Regions from separate parts of the Homo sapiens genome. Here region 1 is linked to region 2. Evidence: read pairs that join two places in POLR2A ChIA-PET (ENCODE). Cell type or tissue: GM12878. All regions are shown on one strand. Region 1 has its middle 40 kb from the start of CLVS2. Region 2 overlaps LOC105377981 (a long non-coding RNA gene).

Region 1 (8,000 bases), 700 kb after region 2:
CAATATTGATTCTACCATCCATGAGCATGAGATGTATTTCCATTGTGTGTGTGTGTGTCATCTATGATTTCTTTCAGCAGTGGTTTGTATCTTTCCTTGTCAAAGTCTTTCACCTCCTTGGTTAGGTATATTCCTAAGTTTTGGTGGTGTTTTTTTTTTGCAGCTATTGTAAATGAGGTTGAGTTATTTATTTGTTTCTCAGCTTGCTTGCTGTTTGCATATAGCAGAGCCACTTATTTGTGTACATTAATTTTGTGTCGTGAAATCTTGCTAAATTCATTTACCAGTTCTAAGGGCTTTTGGGGTGAGTTCTTAGGGTTTTCTATGTATACAATAATGCCATCAGCAAACAACAACAGTTCGACTTCCTCTTTACCAATTTGAATGGCCTTTATCCTTTTTCATCTGATTCCTCTGGCTAGGACTTCCAGTACTATGTGGAATAGTAGTGGTGAGAGTGGGCATCCATGTCTTGTTCCAGTTCTCATGGAAAATGCTTTCAACTTTTTCCTTTTCAGTATAATGTTGGCTGTGGGCTTATCATAGAAGGCTTTTATTACATTAAGGTATGTCCCATCTATGCCAATTTTGCTGAGGTTTTAATCATAAAGGGATGCTTGTTTTTGTCAAATGCTTTTTCTGTGTCTATACAGATGATCATGTGATTTTTGTTTTTAACTCTGTTTATGTGGTGTATCACAATTATTGACTTGCATATGTTAAACTATTCCTGCATTCCTGGTAAGAAACCCACTTGATCATAGTGAATTATTCTTTTGATATGCTGTTGGATTTCGATAACTAGTATTTTGTTGAGGATTTTTGCATCTATGTTCATCAGGGATATTGGTGTGTTGTTTTCTTTTTTTGTTATGTAATTTCCTGGTTTTGGTATTCGGGTGATATGGGCTTCATAGAATGATTTAGGGAGGATTCCCTCCTTCTCTGTCTTTTGAAATAGTATCAATAGAATTGGTACAATTCTTCTTTGAAGGTCTGATAGAATTCAGGTGTGAGTTCATCTGTTCCTGGACCTTTTTGTTGTTGGTAACGTTTTAATTACCATTACAATCTTCCTGCTTATTTTTGGTCTTTTAAGAGTTTCTATTTCTTCCTGGTTTAATCTAGAGGGTTGTATATTTCCAGGAATTTATCCATCTCCTCTAGGTTTTCTAGTTTATTTTTCCAAAGATGTTCATAGTAGCCTTCAATGATATTTTGCAATTCTGTGACATCAGTTGTAACTTCTCCTATTTCATTTCTAATTGAGCTTATTTGGATCTTCTCTCTTCTTTTCTTGGTTAATCTCACTAATGGTCTATCAATTTTATTTATATTTTCAAAAAAACAGTTTTTGTTCTATTTATCTTTTGTATTTTTTGTTTCAATTTCATTTAATTGTGCTCTGATCTTTGTTATTTGTTTTCTTCTGTTGGGCTTGGGTTTGGATTGTTCTTGCTTCTCCAGTTCTGTGAGATGTGACCTTAGATTGTCTATTTGTGCTGTTTCAGACTTTTTGATACAGATATTTAATGCTGTGAACTTTCCTCTTAGCACTGCCTTTGCTGTATCCCAGAGGTTTTGATAGTTTTTGTCACTATTATTCAGTTCAAAGACTTTTTAAATTTCCATCTTCATTTAATTATTGACCCAATGATCATTCAGGAGTAGGTTATTTAATTTCCATGTATTTGCACGGTTTTGAAGTTCCTTTTGGAGTTGATTTACACTTTTATTCCACTGTGGTCTGAGAGAGTACTTGCTACAATTTTGATTTTCTTAAATTTGTTAAGACTTGTTTTGTGGCCTATCATATGGTCTATTTTGCAGAATATTTCGTGTGCTGATAAATAGAATGTATATTCTGCAGTTGTTGGATAGAATGCTCTGTAAATATCTGTTAAGTCCATTTGTTCTAGGGTATAGTTTAAGTCTATTGTTTCTTTGTTGAGTTTCTACCTTGATGACCCGTCTAGTGCTGTCAGTGGAGTATTAAAGTCCCCCACTATTATTGTGTTGCTATCTACCTCTTTTCTTTGGTCTAATTGTAAATTTGGGAGCTCCAGTGTTAGATGAATATATATTTAGGATTATGATATTTTCCTGTTGGACTAGTCCTTTTGTCATTATATAATGTCCCTCTTTGTCTTTTTTAACTGCTGTTGCTTTAAAGGTTGTTTCATCTGATATAAGAATAGCTACTCCTGCTCACTTTTTTTGTCCAATTGCATGGAATATCTTTTTCTATCCCTTTACCTTATGTGAGTTCTTATGCTTCAGGTGAATCTCTTAAAGATAGCAGATACTTTGTTGGTAAATTCTTATCCATTCTGCCATTCTGTATCTTTTAAGTGGAGTATTTAGTCCATTTACATTCAATGTTATTATTGACATGTGAGGTACTAATCTATTCATTGTGCTTTTTGTTGTCTGAGTGCCTTGTTTGGTTTTTTTTTCATTGTGGTGTTGTTTTATAGGTCCTATGGGATTTATGCTTTAAGGGGATTCTACTTTGGTGTATTTTGAGGATTTGTTTCAAGATTCAGAGCTCCTTTTAGCAGTTCTTATTGTGCTGGCTTTGTAGCGGCAAATTCTCTGAGCATTTGTTTGTCTGAAAAAGACTCTATCTTTCCTTCATTTATGAAGTTTAGTTTCACTGGATACAAAATTATTGGCTGATAATTGTTTTGTTTAAGGAGGTTAACGATGGAACCCCAATTCCTTGTAGCTTGTAGGGTTTCTGCTGAGAAATCTGCTGTTAATCTGATAGGTTTTCCTTTAGAAGTTACCTGATGCTTTTGCCTCACATCTCTTAAGACTATTTTTGTCTTGATTTTAGATAACCCGATGACTATGTGCCTAGGTGATTATCTTTTTGTGATGAATTTTACAGGCATTCTTTGACATTCTTGTATTTGGATGTCTAGATCTCTAACAAGGCTGGGAAAGTTTCCCTCAACTATTCCCTCAAATATACTTTCCAAACTTTTAGATTTCTCTTCTTCCTTGGGAACATCAATTATTCTTAGGTTTGGTCATTTAACATAATCCCAAACTTCTTGGAGGCTTTGTTTATTTATTTTTTTATTCTTTTGTCTTTTTCTTTGTAAGACTGGGTTAATTCAAAAGCGTTGTTTTCAAGCACTGAGTTTCTTTTTTTTGTTTGTCGATTCCATTGCTGAGACTTTCCAGTGCACTTTGCATTTCTCTAAGTGTGTCTTTCATTTCCAGAAGTTGTGATTGTTTTTTGCTTATTCTATCTATTTTACTGAAGATTTTTCCATTCATATCCTGATCTTTTTTTTTTTTTCCTTTAAGTTGGACTTCACCTTTCTCTGGTGCCTCCTTGTTTGGCTTAATAATCAACCTTCTCAATTCTTTTTCTGACAATTCAGAGATTTTGTCTTGGTTTGGATCCATTGTTGTCGAGCTAGAGTGATTTTGGGGGGGAGGTTAAAAAAACTTTGTTTTGTCATATTACCAGAATTGTTTTCCTGGTTCCTTCTCATTTGGATAGACCATGTCAGAGCGAAGATCTGGGACTCAAGGCCTGCTATTCAGATTCATTTCTCCCACGGGGTGTTCCCTTAATATGGTGCTCTCCTTTTTCCCCTAGGAATGAGGCTTCCTGAGAGCTGAAATGCACTAATTTTTATTTCTCTTCTGGATCTAGCCACCAAGCAGTGCTACCAGGCTCTGGGCTGGTAGAGAGGGTTGTCTGCAAAGAGTCCTACAATGTGTAATGTGATCCATCTTCAGGTCTCTCAGCTGTGGATACCAACCCCTGATTTGGTGGAGGTAGCAGGGGAGTGAAGTGGATTCTGTGAGGGTCCTTTGCTGTATTTTTGTTAAGTACACTGGTTTTGTGTTGGCTGGACTCCATCCAGGAGGTGGCGCTTCCAAGTGTGCATCAGCTGTGGTAGTGTAGAGAGGGTCAGGTGGTGAGTGGCGCCATAGAGCTCCAAAGAAATTATGTCCATTGTCTTTGGCCACCAGTGTGGGTAGAGAAAGACCATCAGGCAGGGGCAAGGTAGGTGTGTCTAAGCTCAGATTTTTCTTGGGCAGGGCTTGATGCAGCTGCTGTGGGGGATGGGCAGGTGGTTCCCAGGTCAAAGGAGTTATGTTCCCAGTGAAATTCTGGCTGCCTCTGCTCTGTCACACAGATCACCAGTGAAGTGGGGGAAAGCTGGCAGCCACCGGCCTCACCCATGTCCCAGGCAGCCCACAGCCCAAAAGACCAGTCTCACTCCCATTGTACACCCCCAACAACACTGAGTTTATTTCCAGGCAGTCAGTGAGCAGAGGTGAGGAACGTGCCCCAGGTTACAGCCTCCCAGCTGAGAAAGCAAGCCAATTCACAGTTCTTTGACTATCCTATGGTGCCTGCAGCAGCATTTCACCTCCTTCGAAGGGTCTGTGGATTCCCTCTGCTTTCCTGGTATATTCCTGCAGTAATTGCAGGAGCAAAAGTTCATGATGTGAGCCTCCACACACTACTCTGTCCTTCCAAAAGGGAGTTGCAAGTTAGTCCTTCCTCTTAGCCACCACTTTTTTTTTCCTCTCTTAGCAATTTTCTTAGCATTAATTTTTATTTTTACTATATTGTGGCCTGAAATCGTGTCTGGTATCTTTTCTTTCTTTTTTTTATTTGCTGATGTTTCTTTTATGACCAATTTTGTGGTTGATTTTAGAGTATGTTCCAGGTGCAAATGAGAAGAATATAGGATTTTGTTGTTCTTTGGTGGAGAGTTCTGTAGATATATGTTAGGCCCATCTAGTCAAGTGTTCAGTTCAGGTCCTAAATATCTTTGTTAATTTTCTGCATCGATGATGTTTCTAATACTGTCAGTAGGGTATTGAGGTCTCTTACTATTATTGTGTAGTTATCTAAGTCTCTCCATAGGTCTCTAAGAACTTGCTTCATGAATTTGGATGCCTCTGTGTTGGGTGCATAAATATTAAGGATGGTCAAGTCTTTGTGCTGAATTTAACCCTTTACCATCATGTAATGCCCTTCCTTGTCTTTTTTGATGGTTGTTGATTTAAAGTCTGTTTTGTCTGGAAATAGAATAGCAACCTCTCCTTTTTTCTCTTTTCCATTTGCTTGGTATATTTTTCTTCATCCCTTTACTTTGAATCTATGGGTGTCATCGCATGTGAGATGGGTCTCTAGAAGACAGCATACAGTTGGGTCTTTCTTCTTTGTCTAACTTGCCATTCTATGCCTTTTATTTGAGGGCATTTAGCCCATTTATATTTAAGGTTAATATTGATATATGCAAATTTGATCGTGTCATCATGTTGTTAGCTTATTATGTGGATTTGATAGTGTGGTTGCTTTATAGTGTCAATGGACTATATACTTAAATATGTTTTTGTGGTAGCTGGTAATGGTCTTTCATTTCCATATTTAGCACCTCCTTAAGTACTTCTTGTAAGGCAGGTCTGATGGTAACAAATTTCCTTAGCATCTGCTTGTCTGAAAAGGATCTTATTTCTCCTTTACTTATGAAGCTAGTTTGGCTGGATATGAAATCCTTGGTTGGAATTTCTTTTCTTTAAAAATGCCTAATATAGAACCCCACTCTCTTCCAGCATTTTAGATTTCTGCTGAAAGTTCTGCTATTAGCTTGATGGATTTCCCTCTGTAGGTGACCTGCCCCTTTTCTCTAGCTGCCTTTAATATTTTTCTTTCATATTGACCTTGGAGAATCTAATGATTGTGTCTTGGGGATAGTTATCTTACATAGTATTTCACAGGGGTTCTCTGCATTTTCTGAATTTGAATGTTGGCCTCTCCAGTGAGGCTAGAGAAATTTTCATGGACCATAACCTCAAATATGTTTTCTAAGATGCTTGTTTACTCTCCCTCTTTTTTGGGGATGTCAATGAATCATATATTTGGTCTTTTTACATAATTCCATATTTCTTGGAATTTTTTTATTCTTTTTAAATTTTTTCTTTATTTTTGTCTGACTGAGTTAGTTCAAAGAACCAATCTTCAGAATCTGAGATTTTCCTCAGCTTAGTCTATTCTGCTGTTAAAACTTGTGACTGTATTATGAAATCCTTGTTGTGTGTTTTTCAGCTCTATCAGATCAGTTTGGTTATTTTTTATAATGGCCATTTTGTCTTTCAGCTCTTGTATTATTTTATTGTAATCCTTAGTTTCTTTGTATTGGATTTCTACTTTCTTCCAAAAGTCGATGATCTTCCTATACATATTCTGAATTTTGTATCTATCATTTCAGCCATTTCATCCTGGTTAAGAGCCCTTGTTATGGAAATGGTATGGTCATTTGGAGGAAAGAAAACACTCTGGCTTACTGAACTGCCAATGTTCTTGTGCTGGTTCTTTCTGATCTGTGTGGGCTGATGTTTCTTTAACAGTGGTGTAATTTGATTACAGTCAATTGACTTCTTTTCTGGATGAGCTGAGGCCCTAGTGGAGGTAGGGTGACTCATGGGGGATCTCCTGAGCCTAGATTGCAAAGATCCATGGAAGAAGTGTGAATCCCCAGGGACTCTCACTCATTGTTTCCTCACAGTCGGAGGCCTCCCCTAGCTCCACACCACTCCTGGTTGGTTAGTTGTCCAGTCTTGTTCTTCTCCCATTCTCTGTGGGTTGCTTTGCTTCCTTGATGAATCCCAATGTGTTCCTCTGGATGTTCCAGTTGAAGAGCAAGTGTTTACTCACCACTCTCTTCTCTCTATGAGAGCAGCACACGCTAGCTACTTCTAGTTGCCTGTCTTGGCCAGAATCTCTACTCTCTGTTTCTATGAGTTAAACTTTTTAGATTCTGCATATTAGATCATGCAGTATTTATCTTTCTGTGTCTGACTTATTTCACTTAGTGTAATGTCTTCTGTGTTCATCCATGTTGTCACAAGTGACAGGAAATCCTTCTTTTTTAAGGCTGAATATTCCATTGTATATACATACCACAATTTCTTCATTCAGTCATCCATCAATGGACACTTAGGTTGTTTCCATATTTTGGCTATTGTGAATAATGCTGCATTGAACATGAGAGGCAGATATCTTTTTAAGATACTAACTCACTACTCTACTTTCTGCTTCTATGAGTGTGATGATTTTAGATACTTCATATAAGTGGAAACATAGTGTTTGTACTTTTATGACTTTCTCATTTCTCTTATCATAATGTCTTCAAGGTTCATTTATGTTGTAGCATATGATAGAACATTTCTTTTTCAAGGCTGAATAATATTCTCTTATATGTATATACCACATTGTCTTTAACTATTCATCCATTGACACTTAGGTTGTTTTTACCATTTTGCCTTTGCGAATAATGCAGAATAAACATAGGAGGACAAATGCCCCTTTGAGATCCTGTTTTCAACTTTTTGTACAAGTATCCAGAAGTAGGGTTGCTGGATCATGTGGTAGTTTTATTTTTAACTTTTTGAGGAACTTTTGTACTGTTTTCCATAGAAGCGGCCCCATTTTGTATTCCCACCAACAGTGCACAAGTATTCCAATTTCTCCACATCCTTACCAACACTTGCTATTTTCTGGTTGTTGTTTCTGTTCTTCTTGTTTTTGAATAATTGCTATCCTAACAGGTGTAAAGCCATATCCCACTGTGGTTTTGATTCGCATTTCACCTATGATGAGTGCTGAGCATCTTTTTATATACCTGTTGACCACTTGTAAGTCTATTTTGAAAAAAAAAGTCCTTTAAACATTTAAAGGCTTTTTTATATTGAGTTGTGGAAGTTTCTCATATATTTTGGATATTAACCCATCTTTCCTTTGCTGTGCAGAAGCTTTTAGTTTAAAGTAGTCTCACGTGTCTATTTTTGCTTTTGTTGCCTGTGCTTTTGCTGCCTGTGCCTTTGCTGTCATAATCAAGAAAGCATTCCCAACACCGGTGTAATGAAGCTTAAGTTTTTAATCCAATTCGAGTTGATTTTGTGTATGGTGTAAGATAAGGGTTCAATTTTGTTCTGTTTCATGTGGATATCCAATTTTC
Region 2 (8,000 bases):
CCTACTTCCTCAGCAATCTTGCTCATTAATTATCTCTTGTTTTTCTTGTAGTTTCATGACCACCCTCCTTATTGGCTCTTTCCCGTCTTCATTTATGCATTCTCCATTACTTTCAATCATAACCTCAATATTTCCTCACCTCTCTGCTCCAATCTTTCATTATTCTCCCACCAGTGGCTACATTTCTTTAAAATGTATCTCCAATCATTATGACCATATCTCGCCTTCCATTTCCTGTTTAGATTTCTGCAATCTGAAACCCACCTTCACCACCACTGCAATAAAAGCTTCTTGTGATTGTAATCAGAAACTTCACTAAATCTCATGGGCATGTTGGAAACCTAATCTAATTTGATTTTTTTCCCCTAGTACTTGACACTGTTGAATTGTTATTCTTACTGAAATGTTCTCTTTTGTTTGTTCTGGTTGCTTTCACACTTAGTTTTTCTCCTATCTTTCTGGCTGCTCTAAGTAAATGTGATAGCTGGTTTCTTTTTATGTGTTACAAATTGGTGTTTCACAGGGTTTCAGCTGAGGTTTTATTTTCTTCTCCCTTTGTGTTCTATTACTGCCTGACCTCATTCACTCCCATGACTTGTCATCTATATCCTGATGATGCACAAATGTATCCTCCTAGGCATGTATTTCCAACAGCCTCCTGGATATTTCCACCTAGCTGCTCCTCTAATAACTTAAGCTCAATAAGAACATCATCTCGTCCACTGAAACCTGAAATCTCCTCCAAAATCATCTATGTCATTGACTGGAGACACCATGCATCTAAATGCCTAATAAGGAAAATTAGATAAAAAAATACACCCTTTATTTATGCCCCCAACTAATTAGCCAAGTCTTGTTGAGTCTATATCATGTCTCAGTCTTTTTATTTATCCAATTCCATTCTTCCCCTGTGGATCTACTCAAGTTTAAGAACACCATCACCTCTCTCTCCTGGATTTCTTTAGCAGCTCTCTAATTCAGTTCCCTGGTTTTAGTCTCAACTTATTTATTTATCTATAATACAAATATGTTAGTGTTACTTTCATTTCACACTTTTCAAAGTCTCTCCTTTTTTTTTCTTTTTTTGAGATGAAGTCTCACTCTTGTTACCCAGGCTGGAGTGCAATGGTGCGATCTTGGCTTACTGCAATCTCTGCCTCCCAGGTTCAAGTGATTCTCCAGCCTCAGCCTCCTGAATGACTGGGATTACAGGCGCCTGCCACCATGCCCAGCTAATTTTTGTATTTTTAGTACAGATGAGGTTTCACCATGTTGGCAAGGCTGGTCTTGAACTCCTGACCTCAGGTGATCCGCCTGCCTCGGCCTCCCAAAGTGCTGGGATTACAGGTGTGAGCCACTGCACCTGGCCTAGTTTTTTTTTTTTTTGGTAGAGTTTAAACCTCTTTGGGTTTTGATTTTTTGAACACCTTTATCCATTCATCTCCCATTCTTCTAGAAACTAGCTATATCCTATTATCCTTGAGCTCTCTGCTCAAATATCACTACTTCCTGGGTATTTCTTCCCTCTCAAATTCTGACTTATTTCCTTTATAGCACTTATATTGAAATGCATATATCTTATACGAATAGTTTCTGTAGTCTGTACATACAAATTAACTTCATATTGACAGTAATGCACATTTTCTGTTTTTGCCCACATCTTGTACCCACGAAACTCTATTGCCCATTCTCCCATGAATATTTCTGAAAATCTTTGAAACAAGTCAGTGCATCAGTCAGCAAATATTTTTTTGAGGACCTATTATGATGCCAGGCAATACTTTAGATTCTAGGAATAGGGAGATGAAAACGTTGGAAGGCCTACAGGATTATAAGACATTCAGTAAACACACAAACACATACATAATTTGAGACTGCAGGTAAATGCTAAAAACAGTCAAACAAGAAACTCTGGCAGATTAACTAAGTTGAGGGGCTGAAGGGGAGAAAGGGGCAAGAAGAGGTCACTGTTTTGGCAATTGTGAATTGACCTGAATGGTGAGAAGACAGCCATGCAATCATCTGCAGGTAGATAATTTCAAGCCAAAGGAACATACTAATGTCTTGACTTGAGATCAAGCTTGGCACAGGCAGAAACGAGGGTCTTGTCATAGCAGCATTAGTTGTAGAGATAAAAAGGAGATCAGAGAGGTATTCAGGGCCATGTCGTGCAAGGCCTTATAGGCATAGCAGGAGATTGGATATTATTCTGGTTGTAGTGGGAAGTCATGGAGAGTTTGAACAGGACAGTGATCTAGTTTGATCACTGGTTCATTTGTTTTGGTGAGATGAGGGGACTCACGTGTTCTCACAAACAAACATCTCCCATATAGTCAATGCATGGGTGATGCACAGGGTCTTTCAGAACCTTAAAAATGAAATAGCTAAAACACAAAGCTTGCAATTTCTGGTTGCCTTTCAAAAATGGACTCTGCTGCATCATTATGTTAATAGACTCCCTGTCTTCTAGGGGCAAACAAGGGTAGTGGCATTGGAAACCTCACTTTGTTTCCCCAGTGTTAGTCTGGTTCTCCTTACTTGTCCATAATCTTTTTAGAGCTACGGTTGTAACTTGTTCACTATTACATCCCCAGGTGCACAGTACCTGAGTAGGACTCAATTACTGTTTGTTGAAGGAAGGAAAATTTATGGAGGTAGAATGGAGAATTTTAATGTTCTCTCTACACAATTATTAACTCTTCATAGGGTCAATTTATATTCCCCAGTGTCCATCATTCATTTCCCTGAAAGAGTGGTGCACAGCTCACTGCAATATTCTGACATTTGGGACAAATAATCAGATCTTCTTGGAACATTTGAGCTTTCATTCCTCTAACCCTGACTGACTAGACGAAAACTCTGTATTGCTTATGTTTACTCAGATCCTTATGCAGAAAACATACAAACAACAACAAACCCTTTATTAAAGTAAACTTGAAGAAGTTCACTTGGATTGAAAAGGCATGTATTTTTTCATTTACATTTGGAAATTCAAATGACAGGATCTAGAGTTCTAGGATAGAGTGGTGATTGACAGTAATGAGCAACAATTCAGAAAAGAGAAACATATTGCAAGAGTCACAAAACCTCTAATGCCCCAAACATTTTCCCTTTTTTAAAAATTGGTCCTTTTTGCATTATCTTTTTTTTTTTTTTTTTTTGTCAGAAGAGTTGTAGCTGCCATTCTAAGTTCAGTTTCTTTTGCATTCATGCTCACTAAAAAACAAAACTGCAAAATACAAGAGCTCTACATTTATGTTCAGATGAAAGGCTGAAATCCCAAACACAGAGAATATTGACAGCTCTGACAGATCCATCTCTGACATTAACAGTCAAAGATGGTTGCATGGAAACACTAACAGTCAAAAATAACTCCTTTTGTTATAAAAAATAATGAGAAGGAGATGAATTGAAAGGCTTTGAGACTCGACTGAGTATCACAAAGATTATTCTAAAGTTTTGGGCCTGACATTTTGTCTACTACTAGTTTTCATTCTAAAATTTTCAAAATGAGCCTCAGAGAAATTTACTTCACAGGTTGCTAATTGAAGCTTAGAAGGGAAAACTGTAACTTTCTCACAATGGCACTTTAAAACATTTAGTTCTAAGTTTTCCTACTGTGATCGATACTCTGGGTCTTACCTTAACTCATTCACCATCTTCCTCAGGGCACTAGAGTTGTATTTCCACTTTTTGGTTTCACTTTCTCAGTTCTGTTACAATCGTTGTCTACAGAGCTTTCCTGAAACAGAATTCTCATTTTTAAAAAGTGATATTTTATGCCACAGTTTGACAAAAAGACAGAAATTAAGAAGGGGAAAAACTTAAAGACAGTTTTTAAGATTCAGGAAATACACTAAGAGTTATATAGTTCTGTGAAACCATCAAGGTAGCTATTTAGGAAAGATTTTAAAAAGCGGTTGTTTAATGGGATTTTTCACCTTCTAGTGAGATATATCGGCAGCCTATAGCAAGCCCTGTTTCTGAAAAGTTCGACTTGTTTGAAGAAAATGGACATTTTCATAGTTTAAGAAGGACTGAAATTCAGCTGAACTCATTTCGTATATCTATAAATAACTGTTTATTGAAATTTACCTTCTCACAAATTCTATTTCGTTTCTACACACAAAACTCTGCCTGAAAAGCGCCTCTCATTAATATGTATTGGAATTATTTAGTTCCCTAATTTTCCCCCCTGTTTCTTTCTGTGTTCTCCAAGCATACTGTTTCACCTTGGGGAAATTAAGAGCCATTCATTTTTGAGCCACCTTTGAAATTTAAGCTGCTTTTTGCATTTTTATCAAACTGATTCTCTGACTTTTTTTTCTGGCCTAAACTGAGCTTATTTTAACAGAAGACAAGAGATTAATGATGTTGTTTGATTAATAACTTGGTATATCCGAAGGTAGGTTAAACTGAGGCTACGTACTCTCTTCCCAGGCCCTCATCCTTATTAAAAAAGCCATCAAATTTTTCATAGTTTTCTATGCTGCTTTTAAAATACACCAATACACTGTGGTATAGTTTTCAAATTAATAGCTATACATTTGTACTTTTTGTTCACCTATATTTTTCAAATATTACCTTTTCTGAACAACTCTTACAGGGGTCCTAGGGCAGCAGGACTTGGAGAACTCTAAGAGATGCTCTTGGCTGCTTGCCATATCTCACACCATGGGAATCAGACTTACTCAAGACAAGAGAGGCTTCATAAAGATTTCCTTCAATTTTTTCTCACCTCCCAACACAATAATCTATTGCAAATATTAGTATATGATTTGGACAGAATGAGAGAAATATTAAAGGAGACTACTGGCTGTTACGACCTGACTGCATTGGGTACTCTTGCAAATGGGTAGGTGGATTGTCGTGCGTAAGAGCATGGTCTCTGGATTCAATGGCTTGGGTCTGCACTGAGGCTTTGCCATGGACCAGCTGGGTGACCTTGAGACACTAACTGCTTTCCTTTGTGCCACAGGTTCTTTATTAGCAAAATGGGGAATAATGAACCCTACCTCATAGGGTTCTCACAAAGATTAAATCAATTAATACATGTAAATCACTTAAAACATGCCTGGTCTATATTAATCCTGTCTTCATATTTGTGCTTTGTTACTGATCCTTTTGAATTTTGTTTATTGTAATATTTTAAAATATTCCATTAAAATATTATTTTGTCTGATTACTGAGTTTTTTGTCTCTCCCTTACATTTTACACCAGAGGTAAGTGTCTTGCTCCTTTCATACTAATCCTTGCCCTATTTCCTATATTATTACAATTACTGGCTTTCTTGATGTTCCTGGTCAAATTTGAAAACAAAAAAGTGTTTTTTTTTTGTTCTGATCATTTCAACTGTAAAATAGATAGGGCATGTAGAAAATAGATTTTAATAAAGGTATACATCTTGAAGTTTTAATACAAAGCAAGTAAATGCACGTGTAACCACCACCTAGATCAAGAAAGAAACATTGCCAGCATCTCATGCACCCTCCCAATAAAGATCCATTTCTCCTTCTGAAAGGTTGACTTGTATCCTAACATTTCTGGTAATTGTTCCCACGACTTATTTGATTGCTGTCTATCTAAGTATGTGTTCTCAAATATTATCTTACCTGGTCTATTTAAAAAAATGATACAAATAGAGAGATGCACATACAATATGTATTCTTTTATGTCTCTTTATTTTATTTAAAATTAGGTTGTGAGATTTACATAAGTTGTTATAGCTGTAGTTCATTTAATTTCCTTGCTGAATAGTAATTCAGTGTATCAATACACCACAACTTATTCATTCTACCATTGATTAATTTTGAATTTGTTTTCAATGTTTGGCTATTATTAGCAATACTACTAGGACCACTCTTGAATAAGTCTCTCGGGCACGTGTGGTATATGTGCTTGCATTTATATTAGGTACGTGCTTGAGAGTGGAATTAGTATTAGTGCTGGTTTTCTGAAAATGTTTTATCAGCTTTTACCTGTTAAACTAATTTTTTAAATTTAATAGTGTATCAGGAAATTACTTTGTATTTTCTATATACATAATCATGTCAACTGTATTTGTGACATTTGGATTTCTTCCTTTCAAATCTTTCGACATATTATTATTTCCTTATTACAATAAGACCATCATCTTCACGACATGTTGGTTAGAAAAGTCTGTTATGTTCCCAGGTTCACAAGGAAAGCTTTTGACATTTAATAATCAGATGAGTTCTTTGCTATAACATTGGTGTAAGGGCCATTTGTCAGATTAAGAAAGGTCCTTAATGTTTTTAAACATGCATACATACATCAAATAATATTTTCTTATATCAAAAAATTTTTGTACATTTGTTGAGATGGTCATATGAGTTTTCTCCCTTATTTGGTTAATATGATAAATTATATTAATGATTTTCTAATGTTAAGCCAAACATATGCCTGGGGTAAACCCAAATTAGACATGGATGCAGCATCTTATTATATATTCTGGGGTAGTTTTCTATTTTTTTTTTTTTTGCTTAGGACTTCTGCATCTATACGTATAAAGAGGCTGGCTGACTTGCAATTTTTTTCTTGTGATTATTATTTCTAGTTTTTTATTGAGGTTATTATGAACTGTTAAAACATATTTTAGAGTAATGATTTGTTATCTAGTCTCTAGAAGATTTTGTGTTAAAACTTGCATTCATTTTTTCTTAAATATTTAGTAGGATTTACAAGTGAAGGTATCTGGGTCTGGAGTTTTTTCTTTGAGAAAATTTAAAATTATGGATTTAAATTTATTTTTTCCAGATATCTATAGTTTCTAGATCTTCTTTTGTTAGCTTTTATAATTTATATTTTTCTAAAGTTTTGTGTACTAGTTTGTTCTTGCATTGTTATAAGAAGTACCTGAGACTGGGTAATTTATAAAGAAAAGAGGTTTAATTGGCTCATGATCCTGTAGGCTATACAAATGTGGTACTAGTGTCTGCTTGGTTTCTGGGGAGACCTCGGGAGGCTTTTACTCATGGCAGAAGGTGAAGTGGAAGCAGGCACATCACAAGGTGAAAGCAGGAGCAAGAGAGAAAAAGTTGGGGGTGGGGTTTGCCACACAATTTTAAATGACCAGATCTCATGAGAACTCACTCAGTATCATGAACACAGCACCAAGGGGATGGTACTCAGCCATTCAAGGGAAATCCACCCCTATGATCTCATCACCTCCCACCAGGCCCCACTTCCAATACTGGGGATAACAATTCAACATGAGACTTGGTGTGGTCATATACGTAAACTGTATTGATTTCTAGTTATCTTTTGCTGTTGCTAACTTAACTGTTTAGTGACCAGATAATATATTCTGTATTGTTTTAGTACTCTGAAATATTTTGAGATTTGTTTTATATATAGTTTCGCATATAATCAATTTTTAATATTATGTCTCATTTTAAAAAGAATGTTTCTTCTGTAGCTTTGAGTAGACTGTAGGGTACATATCCAATTATGGTGTTTATGGTGTTCAAATATTTTATATTGCTGTATCTTTCTGATTCTATTTTGTCCTTTTATTTGATCAGCTAGTGAGAGATGTGTGGGTTTACCTATTTTTCCCATAAAGTTGTTTAGATTGTGGCTTTATATTCTTCAAACTATGTTATTAGGTGCATACAAATTTAATATTGTAGCTTCCGGGTTCATTTTAACTTTTTTCCACTATGAAGTGCCCTTTTTTATTTTTAGCCATGCTTTCTGCCTCAGAGCTGTCTTTGATATTAACATAGTCACATCTGCCTTATTTGGTTAATAGTACAAAGTATAACTTCTTCATCTGTTAACTTTTCATATTTCTGTATCATATTTCAGATGAGGGCTTTATAAAGAGTATATAGTTGAGTTTTGTATTTTTAATTCTGTTTTTATCTTTGAAACAGAGTATTTAGTTATTTTTATGTTTAATGTAATTTAATTTAATGTAATTACCAATATCTTTTAGCTTCGCCATCTTACTCAGCCATTTCTATTTGTCCTTCCT

The links. ChIA-PET counts read pairs that join two places held together with the same protein. Peaks named below come from ENCODE experiments on the same cell type or tissue, not always from the same donor. Only the 100,000 strongest peaks of a DNase experiment are listed, where the experiment ranks them.
Region 1: POLR2A ChIA-PET joins it to region 2 with 11 read pairs; 2 of 35 experiments call an interaction of 5 or more read pairs at or near these places.

Annotation. Positions count from the first base shown.
Region 1 is chr6:122,952,487-122,960,486 of GRCh38, reverse strand. No RefSeq gene overlaps it. Among named protein-coding and RNA genes, the nearest start is that of CLVS2, 40 kb to the left of the region's middle. In GM12878, no CTCF peak of the experiment used is centred here; no DNase peak of the experiment used is centred here.
Region 2 is chr6:123,651,401-123,659,400 of GRCh38, reverse strand. It overlaps LOC105377981 (a long non-coding RNA gene), which reads right to left. Exons shown (of 3, transcript XR_942943.3): 2 at 3,643-3,742. Among named protein-coding and RNA genes, the nearest start is that of TRDN, 18 kb to the right of the region's middle. In GM12878, no CTCF peak of the experiment used is centred here; a DNase peak (open chromatin) is centred at 3,740; H3K4me3 peaks cover 311 bases.